Regions from separate parts of the Mus musculus genome. Here region 1 is linked to region 2. The links are chromatin loops, found by intact Hi-C in ENCODE. Cell type or tissue: left cerebral cortex. All regions are shown on one strand. Links, peaks and the distances in the headings refer to the core of each region. The heading gives the core; the rest is flanking DNA. Region 1 has its middle 120 kb from the start of Zswim2. Region 2 holds the start of Calcrl (calcitonin receptor-like).

Evidence for each region. Hi-C counts contacts between places; a loop is a spot of excess contacts. Peaks named below come from ENCODE experiments on the same cell type or tissue, not always from the same donor. Only the 100,000 strongest peaks of a DNase experiment are listed, where the experiment ranks them.
Region 1: it touches region 2 in a loop (4-fold over the local background); 11 of 42 quality-filtered maps call a loop at or near these places.

The regions. Positions count from the first base shown.
Region 1 is chr2:84,062,240-84,067,631 of GRCm38, reverse strand. No RefSeq gene overlaps it. Among named protein-coding and RNA genes, the nearest start is that of Zswim2, 120 kb to the right of the region's middle. In left cerebral cortex, for the core only: a CTCF peak has its summit at 2,410; a DNase peak (open chromatin) is centred at 2,362.
Region 2 is chr2:84,422,251-84,427,642 of GRCm38, reverse strand. It overlaps Calcrl (calcitonin receptor-like), which reads left to right and starts at 2,377. Exons shown (of 16, transcript NM_018782.2): 1 at 2,377-2,573. In left cerebral cortex, for the core only: no CTCF peak of the experiment used is centred there; a DNase peak (open chromatin) is centred at 2,320; H3K4me3 peaks cover 1,949 bases; H3K27ac peaks cover 863 bases.

The DNA of each region.
Region 1 (5,392 bases), core at 81-5,080, 360 kb after region 2:
GAAGTGGGAGTGGGTGGGTGGGGGAGTGTGTGGGAGACTTTTGGGATAGCATTGAAAATGTAAATGAAATAAATACCTAATTAAAAAATAAAAATAAATAAATAAAAAAGAAAATGCATCATTTAATGTTTCTTTCAATAATGTTCTGCGTAATAACCCTAATTAGTATTTCCAGTCTTAAAGTATTCTGAGTATATTTTCACTTTTCATCTCTAACAAGATGTCCATTGTTCTTGAGCATGGCAAGTAGATTCTGAACCTCACGGCTGACGGGTTCTAAATCTCACCATTCTTACTTTCCAGCCACTATTGTTCAGCTCTGAAAAGATTACTAAGCTCAGTTCCTATGAAACCAAAACACTAGCACACCCCTCTTAAGCCACTGAGTAAGGAGGGCTAGAAGAAGGGAAGGAAGATGATCATGGGATGTATAATTCACAGAGCAAGACTCAATTTATCTGCACACATTTCTCCATGTATAAGAAATATAAGAAATTCTTCCTTCTTGAAGTCAGGAAAAGGTAGGCAAAAAAAAAAAAAAAAAAAAAAAAAAAAAAAAAAATCTCTAAAGCAAATTGGAGCTATCCAAACCATGATTCTTCTGTGAGTCAGTGATGACTTCCTTTCAGCTAAACTTGGCCAACGTTTTTATCTTTCAAGATGGACCCGATATGACAATGATAGGACAAATCACTAAGAGAGAAAGATCAGTGAAACCATGAACACTTCCGCAATTTGGTTTCCTTTAAGCTATAAGGGAGATAAGGTAGAAAAAGAAGGTAAGTATGAGTGTTTTAAATAAAAACTTCTAAGTAGCTGAAGATAATCATTTTTATAATGTAAATTTAGAATTTGAAATAGTTTAGTTTTTCTAATTATAAATTATATAGAATTCCCGCTCAAAAGATAGTTAATTTTGCATTTTCCTAGACTTTGGTATGTACTTCAGGAAAAAGCAAGACACCAATATCTTTGCTAGGACATAGCAGCAAAATTGTTCATGGGTGTTACTAACATATCAAAACAAGACTGGTCCATTATCACATAAAATACACAAACTCGTAAGAAGGAACATTTCCTATATATATTTATTTAACCATAATCTAAGGGAGTCCTTGTTTGTACTACATTAAAACTGAAACCATTTAGGGAACCTCAAGTAACAATAGAAAGAATGGGACTCTTCCTTTAAAGATAAGTTTCTCCCATCAGGAAATTAAATGTTTCTTCTGGCAGCAAATAAAGTCCACAGAGGAATGTAGGCTCACACGTATACCTCCTCAAAGCTAATCACAAGCCAGGGTTATCCAAGGTTCAGACCAAAGGGAGGGGTAGCCTCAGACTTCCATGTTACTTGAGCATATACACTAATTTAGAAGTATTAAATGAAAATGATTGTAGTATTAGAAAGGTTTCGTTAACATGGTTAAGTGTAACAAATGAACACTAAACTTTTACTATGCATGGAAGAGAATGTCATCTTTTTAACAACAAATTTTTTTTTACAGTCCAGACCTAACACCCATACCAGTCTGCCCTCTGACAGTTCCTCATCCCATTCCTCCTCTCCCGTCTCTAAGAGGATGTCCCCTCCCAGCCAGGCCTCCCTACTCCCAGAGGCCTCAAGTCTCTCAAGGGTTAGGTGCATCACGGAGGCCAGACCAGGCAGTCCTCTGCTGTATATGTGTCATGTGTCATGAGCCTCATATCAGCTAGTGTATGCTTCCTGGTTGGAGCCTCAGTGTCTGAGAGATCTCAGGAGTCTGGGTTAGTTGAGACTGTTGGTCTTCCTATGGGGTCTTTCTCCTCCTCAGGTTCTTCTAGCCTTTATTTTAAGATTTTAGTTTTTAAGTATGTGTATATATGGAAGAGTAAGGGATGTGTACCTGAGTTCAGGTACCCACTGATGCCAGAAGAGGGTGTTGGAGCTGGATTTTAGGTGGTTTTGAGCTGCCCAATGTGGGTGCTGGAAACCAAACTGGGGTCTTCTGCTGTTTGGGTACATGTTCTTAGCATCCTCTCCAACCCCTAGGGAAGAGAAAGAAGGAGAAAATAAGTGAGTGACTTTCAGATCCTCTATGAGTTGTTAAGTCAGGTTTCCAACTGATCTACAATATTGCTGGGCCTCATTTCTCAAACTATAAAGATAAAAACGCTGCATGGTCTATAAGCTTGCTTTGTGGACAGATTGAACGGATATGTGTCATACTGCTCTACATGTTCTCTACTGTTGTACGAACGTCTATCTGTAGAAAAGAGGCATGCCTGTTTCAACCACACGACACTAGACAGGATCAAGGTGCAGAACCCGTGGCTGTCTTCTGTCTTCTGAGAGGTGGCATGCCTAAATGAATGTCTCCTTGCTGTGGAATCCAGGGACTCTGAACATCCCTAGAGAGACATCTAGTGTTTGAAGTAAGAAGAGAACTGAGATTTGTTCGTTTGTTTTGTTTTCTAACAGAATAAAATAGTCTGTGATCAAGGAATGAAGACTACGTTACAAAAACCAAAATCAACATTACACATCCCTGCCCTCTTATCAATCATAACAATTATAAGCCTTTTAAGCTTAAATTTGAAATCATAAGCAGATACTTATAGAAGAAGACAGAGACAAGGAAGTTTTTTTGGTGTTTTGTTTTGTTTTTTGTCTCTTGTTTTTTGTTTTTAATCTCGCAAATTCCTCTGTAAGGCACCTTTCTTCACCCAGAAAGGAAGAGTTTGGACACACCAAAATATTCGGACTGGGTCAATTAATAAATCAAAGGTCTCTGCCCTTGAAACTTAACTCAGAGTAAGAAAAAGGCAATTAAAAAGTAAAGGACATTATTACAGTTTGGGTGTGAGATGTTGCCCGTGGGCTCATGTGTGTGAGCACTTTGGTCCTTGGCTGGTGGTGATGTTTCAGGAAGATGTGAGCCTTCAGCAGGTAGAACCTGGCTAGAAAAAAAAAGGGGGGGGGGCCCTGTGGAGCAGACCTTGAGATTGATAGGCCAGCTCCTCTGCTTCCTGTTTCCTCTCTACTAAGTGTTCACTGAGCTGAGAGCAGTTGGGGAAGTCCAGCACAGTCCTGCCATCATGGGTCACCTGCTACTACCAGGCCTTCTCCACCACGGAGACTGTATCTCCTCAAACCACCCACTCAATAAATACTTCTCTTCCTGTGTTTGCCCATAGCAACAACAAATACGCATGGGATATCTTAAAAATAAATAATCCAGATGGAGAAAAATAAAATGAAGGAGAGGCAGAGAGAAAGCAATACTGATAAGGTAATGACATACTTACTCTCCCTAACCAAGAAGTGGAAAATGAAATCATCATTTAACATTATCTTTATACAGATGCAAGTCCTTTCTTCTTCCACTGTGAAAAGAATTGGCATACATATCTCAGCACTTGGCATTCAAGTTTTTATTTAGAATAAATTGAGTAGTTGAAGCAACTATATTTATGCATAAATATAGGAGGTCTCCAAATTTCTTATGTGACATTTTTCAATTGCTTTTGCTTGAATTTTATGCTCTTTATCTGAATTCTCTATGGCCACAAAATAATCCAATTTCTTCCAGTAATAATGTAATCATTGACCTAGAACAATTTCATATTAGTCAAGAGGTGAGAGGTCTCAGAAATGACATCAAGGACACAATTTAACACACACACAAAAGAGCTTTGTAATTTTCACAGTTTTTTATAGACCCATTGTCTTCCATTAACCAGGGGAAGCAACTTATTGATTCAAAAGATGCGACCTGTATATCGCATACATTATCATATTGCCAATTCCCTATCTGCCTCTGGCCATTTAATCATATTCAAAGTTCAATAGTCACATAATTGGAAATGACTAATTAACACATGATAAAGGAAGAATTGCCTTTCTTTTGCACATTCATTCTACTACTAAGACCATTAACCACCAAACATTCTTATCCTTTCTCATTTACCCACACACACAAACATTCAAGCGTACTCATAAACATATATACAGAACTCAGCACAGAAAAATATGTAAACTCTTTTAAAATTCAGATGGCATGGTTTTGTTATTCTGAAAGAGACTGATTTTCAATGCTGTTTTATCTTTAATTGCTGATGAGTAATGAAGTCACTTGTTGAGTCCATAACTTATTCATAAAATTCTGAGGAATTATAGAAAATAATTCATTTCCCATGACTTTCACATGTTACCTTCCAAGGCATGGAAATACACCATACCCAGTCCGAATGAGAAAGAATCATGGATGTGAATTTACCTGGCCATTAGAAACGTACTTTGTTATCTCTATATTCATAACAGAATCTGCCTAGAACCTCTCTGAAGGTCCTCTAGCTTAACTGATGATTCTGGAATTTCACTAAGTCATACAAAGACTTTCATCAGGGAAACCAAGGACAAGAGGCGTCTGGCCACAACATGAACGTGATATTGAAAATGCAGTTTTCACACATGAAACTCAAGAAGAACGAAGACCAAAGTATGGACACTTTGCCCCTTCTTAGAACTGGGAACAAAACACCCATGGAAGGAGTTACAGAGACAAAGTTTGGAGCTGAGATGAAAGGATGGACCATCTAGAGACTGCGATACCCGGGGATCCATCCCATAATCAGCCTCCAAACGCTGACACCATTGCATACACCAGCAAAATTTTGCTGAAAGGACCCTGATATAGCTGTCTCTTGTGAGGATATGCCAGACCTGGCAAACACAGAAGTGGATGCTCACAGTCAGCTATTGGATGGAACACAGGGCCCCCAATGGAGGAGCTAGAGAAAGTACCCAAGGAGCTGAAGGTGTCTGCAACCCTATAGGTGGAACAACACTATGAATTAACCAGAACCCCCAGAGCTCGTGTCTCTAGCTGCATATGTATCAGAAGATGGCCTAGTCGGCCATCATTGGGAAAAGAGGCCCCTTGGTCTTGCAAACTTTATATGCCTCAGTATGGGGGAAGGCCAGAGCCAAGAAGTGGGAGTGGGTGGGTAGGGGAGTGGGGGGGGTGTGTGGGGGAATTTTGGATAGCATTTGAAATGTAAATGAAGAAAATACCTAATTAAAAAAAATAAATTAAAAAAAAATTTAAAATGTAGTTTTCATTTTGCTGTGTAATTCAACTTTATGTCTCAAAGTTCATCCCTAAAACAATAAGAATGAATGCTGTGCTGTAGAAAAAGCTTTGTGTTCATAATCCACATCATAGCTGGGTACAAATACTTATTGCATGTTTGAGGTCGTTGGAAAGTGTTTGTTTGTTGGTTAGTTGGTTGGTTGGTTGGATTTTTTTTATCCTAAAGCATCTTCCTCGAAATTATTGGTCAAAAATAGGGTACCAGAGACACTAAAACCAATGCAGTATATTGCCACCTGGATTTGATAGTAAGATCT
Region 2 (5,392 bases), core at 264-5,263:
AATGTACTAACAATACCCCATTGGCTCGGAATCACCTGATTTTTGGAAACAGTTTCATTTAGCTTTACCATAGCTATCCAAACATTTGTGTCATACTAAAGCACACACTTGAGAAGTTTCTTCAATCTTTTCACTTGTTTCTACATGTCTCAGCACAGTCCAGCTTCCCCAAAGTCCTTATAGCATGTATTCATATTTTTTTCATGTTCATAACGTGGTAACTTTTAATGACCTTATTATTGGGAAGTATGTTTACTTTTCTTTCTATGAAAGACACATGTATGATACTAACAAGAATTATCCAGACTCTTCATGCACCACAGCCATAAACCTACATACACAACCAATAATTTATACTAAACACTACAGGTTGTATTAAATTTCCCATTTACAACAGCACCATGTATATCTATTATACAGGAGAATGATTGCCGGCTTGTGATCTTTCAGGCATCATCTAAAAGAACGAACCCCTTTACTTACTAAGACTCTGCTGTGTTTGAACAAATCCAATGAGTGAATCAAAAACATGTTAATGCTTTAATACTTACTGGAAATGTATGTAGCTTTGTATACACCAGTCTGTGTCTCAGAGGTCAGATATTCTTAGAAATGGATACAGGAGCATATATGATGATCATTTAGAAGTTAAAATCTAGTATTTGTTTTGCCTGAACTTTAAGCTGTAAACATCATACTTAAAAGTTCTGTCAGTATTGTCCCAGTGAGTATAAACATCTGCAAGGGGACATGATTACTCTCTACTGCTTTCCTCCTGAGCCCCTGTGCAACATGCGACTCCACATCAGAACTCTGTGGTTTCACCCAAGAATGTGTTTTACTGTTTTTCTGATTAATGAGTTATTATTTTAGGAGGCAGTAGTGATTTATAATGCTGACTTTTCACCCCATGAGCTGAAGGAAACAGCACAGGAAAATATAATTCAACAGTTCCCTATAGAAAGCAAAACTAAAGTGTCCACAAAGTAACTTCCCAGTTTATCGCCGTCTCTTAAAACTACATTGTGTAGTTCAGCTTCTTACACAGACTTTCCATTTTCAGTGATGGAGATGGTCAATTATGTCCCATATTTCTAAACGGATGCATCCTATTCTATATCCATATACAGAATTAAAGATTCTGCAATAAATCTCCTCCATGGATCAAGATAGGAAACATTTAAAAATGGCGGTGTCTTTCAGGAACACGATATCCAGAGATTCTGCACCCTGTGTCTTTAGTGCGGTTCCTCATCTGCTAGGACTTTGAGCTCCTCATCTGCTACTTGGTTGTAGTAGCTTCGCTATTCGTCTGTTCCTCCAAGGTGAAGCAGCAAGATTGTAGTAGCTAGTTAGAACTTGCCATTTTCTAAATGTTATAAAATATGTTGATTCAAAGTTTAAACAGACAAATTATATTATTTTATCCATCCTTTCCAGTTTATACGTGAGACATTTGATGCAAAGATCATGTGACTTTTAGTGCTGTCTGGCTTCAGGAGTTATGATTATTGCCAAATCTCATAATTTATCATATTATATAAAACTAACAAGTATATTTCAGGTTTATAGGCTTTTTTTCCTGATCATACGCAATGATTTCTTACTTTATGATATAATTATGTTTAGAGGGAAAACTTTTTTTTAAATTGAAGTTCATTTATTGTATGAAATTATTTCATAGTATCATGTTAAACTAAAGCCACCTTTCCTTGAAGGTTATTTTGAGGTACAACTAGTATAATGTTTAGATTATATAAAATGATATAATTATGTCAGATATTTAAAAGTATGTACAATGATTTCATACTCTATACACAGTCTGGCTTTACAGGACATACAACTCAGGAACTCCTAGAAAGGACAGCCCGAAGCCTGTTCATCTTCTCATGCAAAACTGGTTGTGGAGTTGCATCAGATATTAGTGCTCAAAATTGAGTCCGAATTAGTAATTCTGATGCTCAAAATTCCATGCACATTTAAGAAAAAAAGATGTGACTGATAAATTGTTCCTGGTTGTTCTGTGAACCTTAATTCGACACACACCCACACTCCTAACTCCTTTGATTCTTTTACACCAAGATCGCCTTCAAATCCCAGGCAGCAAGTTCTAACAGAACTCAGTCTAGGTGAAAGGCAGCCAGCTTTTGCTGGTAACAATGTGTTCATACAGCAAAGGATCTCTGTCTGTTCAGGCTGCTTCTTGCTCTTGTCAGAGTGAGAAGGGAGTTGCTGCTCCTTTCCTGGGGTAAGCTATTTGAGAAAGAAAGTAACCTAACACTAAGTGCAGGCGGGGCGGGGTGATGTAACAGGAAGCTGTGATGTTTCCCTTCTGCTGCTGATCGCTTACAATCTGACAACACTCCCCATCTACTCAGAACAAGCCCTCTCTTCGCAGCGTGCACTTCTGCCTTAGGACCGGCGGGCTCTGTTGCCTGGACCTCACGCTGCCTGCAGGACCACATTGCAAAGCTTTCCACACCTCGCCTCCGGGAAACTCTTGTGCAGTATCTCAGAAAATCAAACTCCCTCCTGAGACTATTCCCACAGAATTTCCTTAGGAGCTGTGCCAGGTAAGTGTATTATTCAAAATAAACGTATGTATTCTCAGCACTATTCTTAAGTATTATGACAATGTTTCTAACAAGAATTTAGTAAGTGGCATTGAAATAATGTTGAAACCGCTTCATTTAGTCTACAAAGGGATACTAGAGAGTCTTACTCCAGAATGCATACAAAATGTACTACTAGTGCATAAGAGTATTTACAGTGATACTTTAGAAAATAAATTTACCAATTATTAACGATGTGAGCGGGCTATAAGGCAAGTTTCTGAACAAATACCTTAATCAGGAAACAATGCCTTTTTAAAGTTAGTTGTACTACCAGCTCAAGTCCTGACAGCTGGAAAACATTTGCACCCCAGGAAGGGTCTTTAAATTTTCCACATAATCAGTATTCTAAGGAAGGGATGGCAGAAGACTATGGGGTTCCAGAGTCTTCCTGTGTGGCTGAACACAAAGTTGGATTAAGAAGAAAAGCCACCGGCTTGGACTTCTGTTTGCTTTCCGCTTCTTTTGACATTTACACCTCTAACTAGGGAACCAATGGAATTTTCATTGTTCTTTGTTGCTAGATTTGTGTAAATACCCCATTTTTGGTTTTCCTTTGTTTTTGTTGTTGTTTGTATTGGGTTTTTTTCTTTTGGGGGGGGTGTTCATGAATTGTCTCCACTGTATTAAGATCATGGGTGTCTTACAAATAAGGTAAGGGGAAAACAAAAACAAGACAAAACAAACAAACAAACAAACAAAAAACCCAACCAACAACCAACCAACCATAAACCCCACAACTGCCCAGGGTTAAGAAAATGTAGTGATTTCTACATTACTTCATGGTTTTTAAACTCTTAAGCTTAGAGTTGTGTTACTTCAATTATACTGGAAACTTGTGGGGGAAGAGTGTGAAAGGAGTCTCCATAAATACATAAACAGAGGCACGATAAGCAAGTGGATTAGCTCATTAAGCAGAGGAATTAAATTAGATTTTCAGCTATGATGCTGAGATGAAGCAGCTGCAGGTCTCTCTTGCCACAGTACAGACTGTCCTGAGAATCTAAGGAGCTAGTGCCTACTTAACAAGTGGCTGTCAGAGCGGCATCACAGGTTATTGCTAAGGAATGGGAGATATCAGTTTTGGATTAAAATTGTGCTTATTAGCATAATTTATTAAATTCTACGTTTTCTTACTTAAGTGAAATATAAGCTGCAAGATGCCTTTCAATGCTAGCATTCTGAGCTCAATTTCTAGTAGTCTGGCAAATAAACAAAATATTACAAACTCATCCTGAGTAACTCCTCAGTGATTTTTGGCTCAGTTTCCACATGTTTTTCAATGTAATTGAAACATTAATTTGTACACTTGTAATTTTTAAAAGCTTTGCGGCTGATTTATGTTTTTATTTTATTTTTATTTATACTACCGAGTTCCCTGATGTATAAAAACAGACAAGGTGAGTTTAAGATAGGACTTGTTACAAATAGTCATTAAATAACTGGAGAAAGAAGCGAAATCAGCACATTAAATAACCCAGTGTCATTCATAGGAACAGAAGTTGAAAAGCATTATTCTAAGCCAGATGATTTTCTGAAATTAAGTATTATATTAATAAACTATTGTAAATTAGTACCTCCACAAACTCTTCTGATTTTTATTGAATTAATGTTTCAAAGCATATAACCATCTTGTATGATTTATTTTAATATTCTCACCTATATTTGTAGCATCATTTAAAACAATCCTAATTACCAAAAGTTATAGCAGAAAAATGCCAGGCAATGAATATTGATGGTCATTAGGCAAAGAAATTATCTGAGTTAATAACAAGAACATTAAAATAGGAATTTGTATCCTTCTAGAGTACGTGTGGCTTTTAAAATGAGTAAACAATGTCTGAGAATCAAACCATGTTTTTATCTGCAACATCAGTTTAACTAACTAGCAATATTTCCTTGTAGCTTCAAAAAAAATCAATGGGTATAGTCTTAGGCAAGTTCTAAATACATCAATTAAAAACACAGACTTCACAATAGTCATGACCCACGTGATCCGAAATACGTCTTACCTAAAATGTTCTATTTGTAACTCGATATATTTAGATGGCTATTTGGAGCCAGTACAATAATAACATGTTATCAGTTTTATCTCTGCTTACATTTTGATAGTAACTATTTATTCAGAATTGTTTTGAAATTTTGTAGATAAATTAAGACAATCCCCTTTAGAGTATCAGAAACAAATTCACTAAACCAAAAATGCATTTCATGGTTTATGTACAACTTTGAATGAATCAAGTTAATTCTGCTTTCAGAGGTACAGTGCTGCCACCTTTTCAGAATTCAAATATAGTCCAAGAACCTAAGTTCTTGTCTTTGTTTGGGATCTAGAAAAACTTTTAAAGCATTAACGTAAATGACGTCTTACAATAGTGTTAATGGAAGACAGGAGGTCAAGACCGCAGTACAGCTTCACTCTGACTTATTCTGAATTTTAGAACTCACCACTGATGATAAGTAACTGGTACCCAACTGATGCGAGAACAAGTATTTCTCCAGGTGCAGTTTTGGAGTCCAGTCTTTGGATGAACACTAAACACACCTTTTTTTTTCTTGAATGTAATTTTTTTTAACCAAAGAAATGTACTACAGTATTAAATTATTTAAAACTCTCATTTAATATGTAAAGTGTTCTGATGCAATTGTGTAGAGATAAAACTTTGTGAAATTACAAATAAGATCTGCATCCTAGCTAGGTTTTCCAGTCATTTCCTATGAAACATTTCCATTTGTTGTCATGGAAATTCTCTTCCTGCCTAAAATCTTTCTTTAATGGC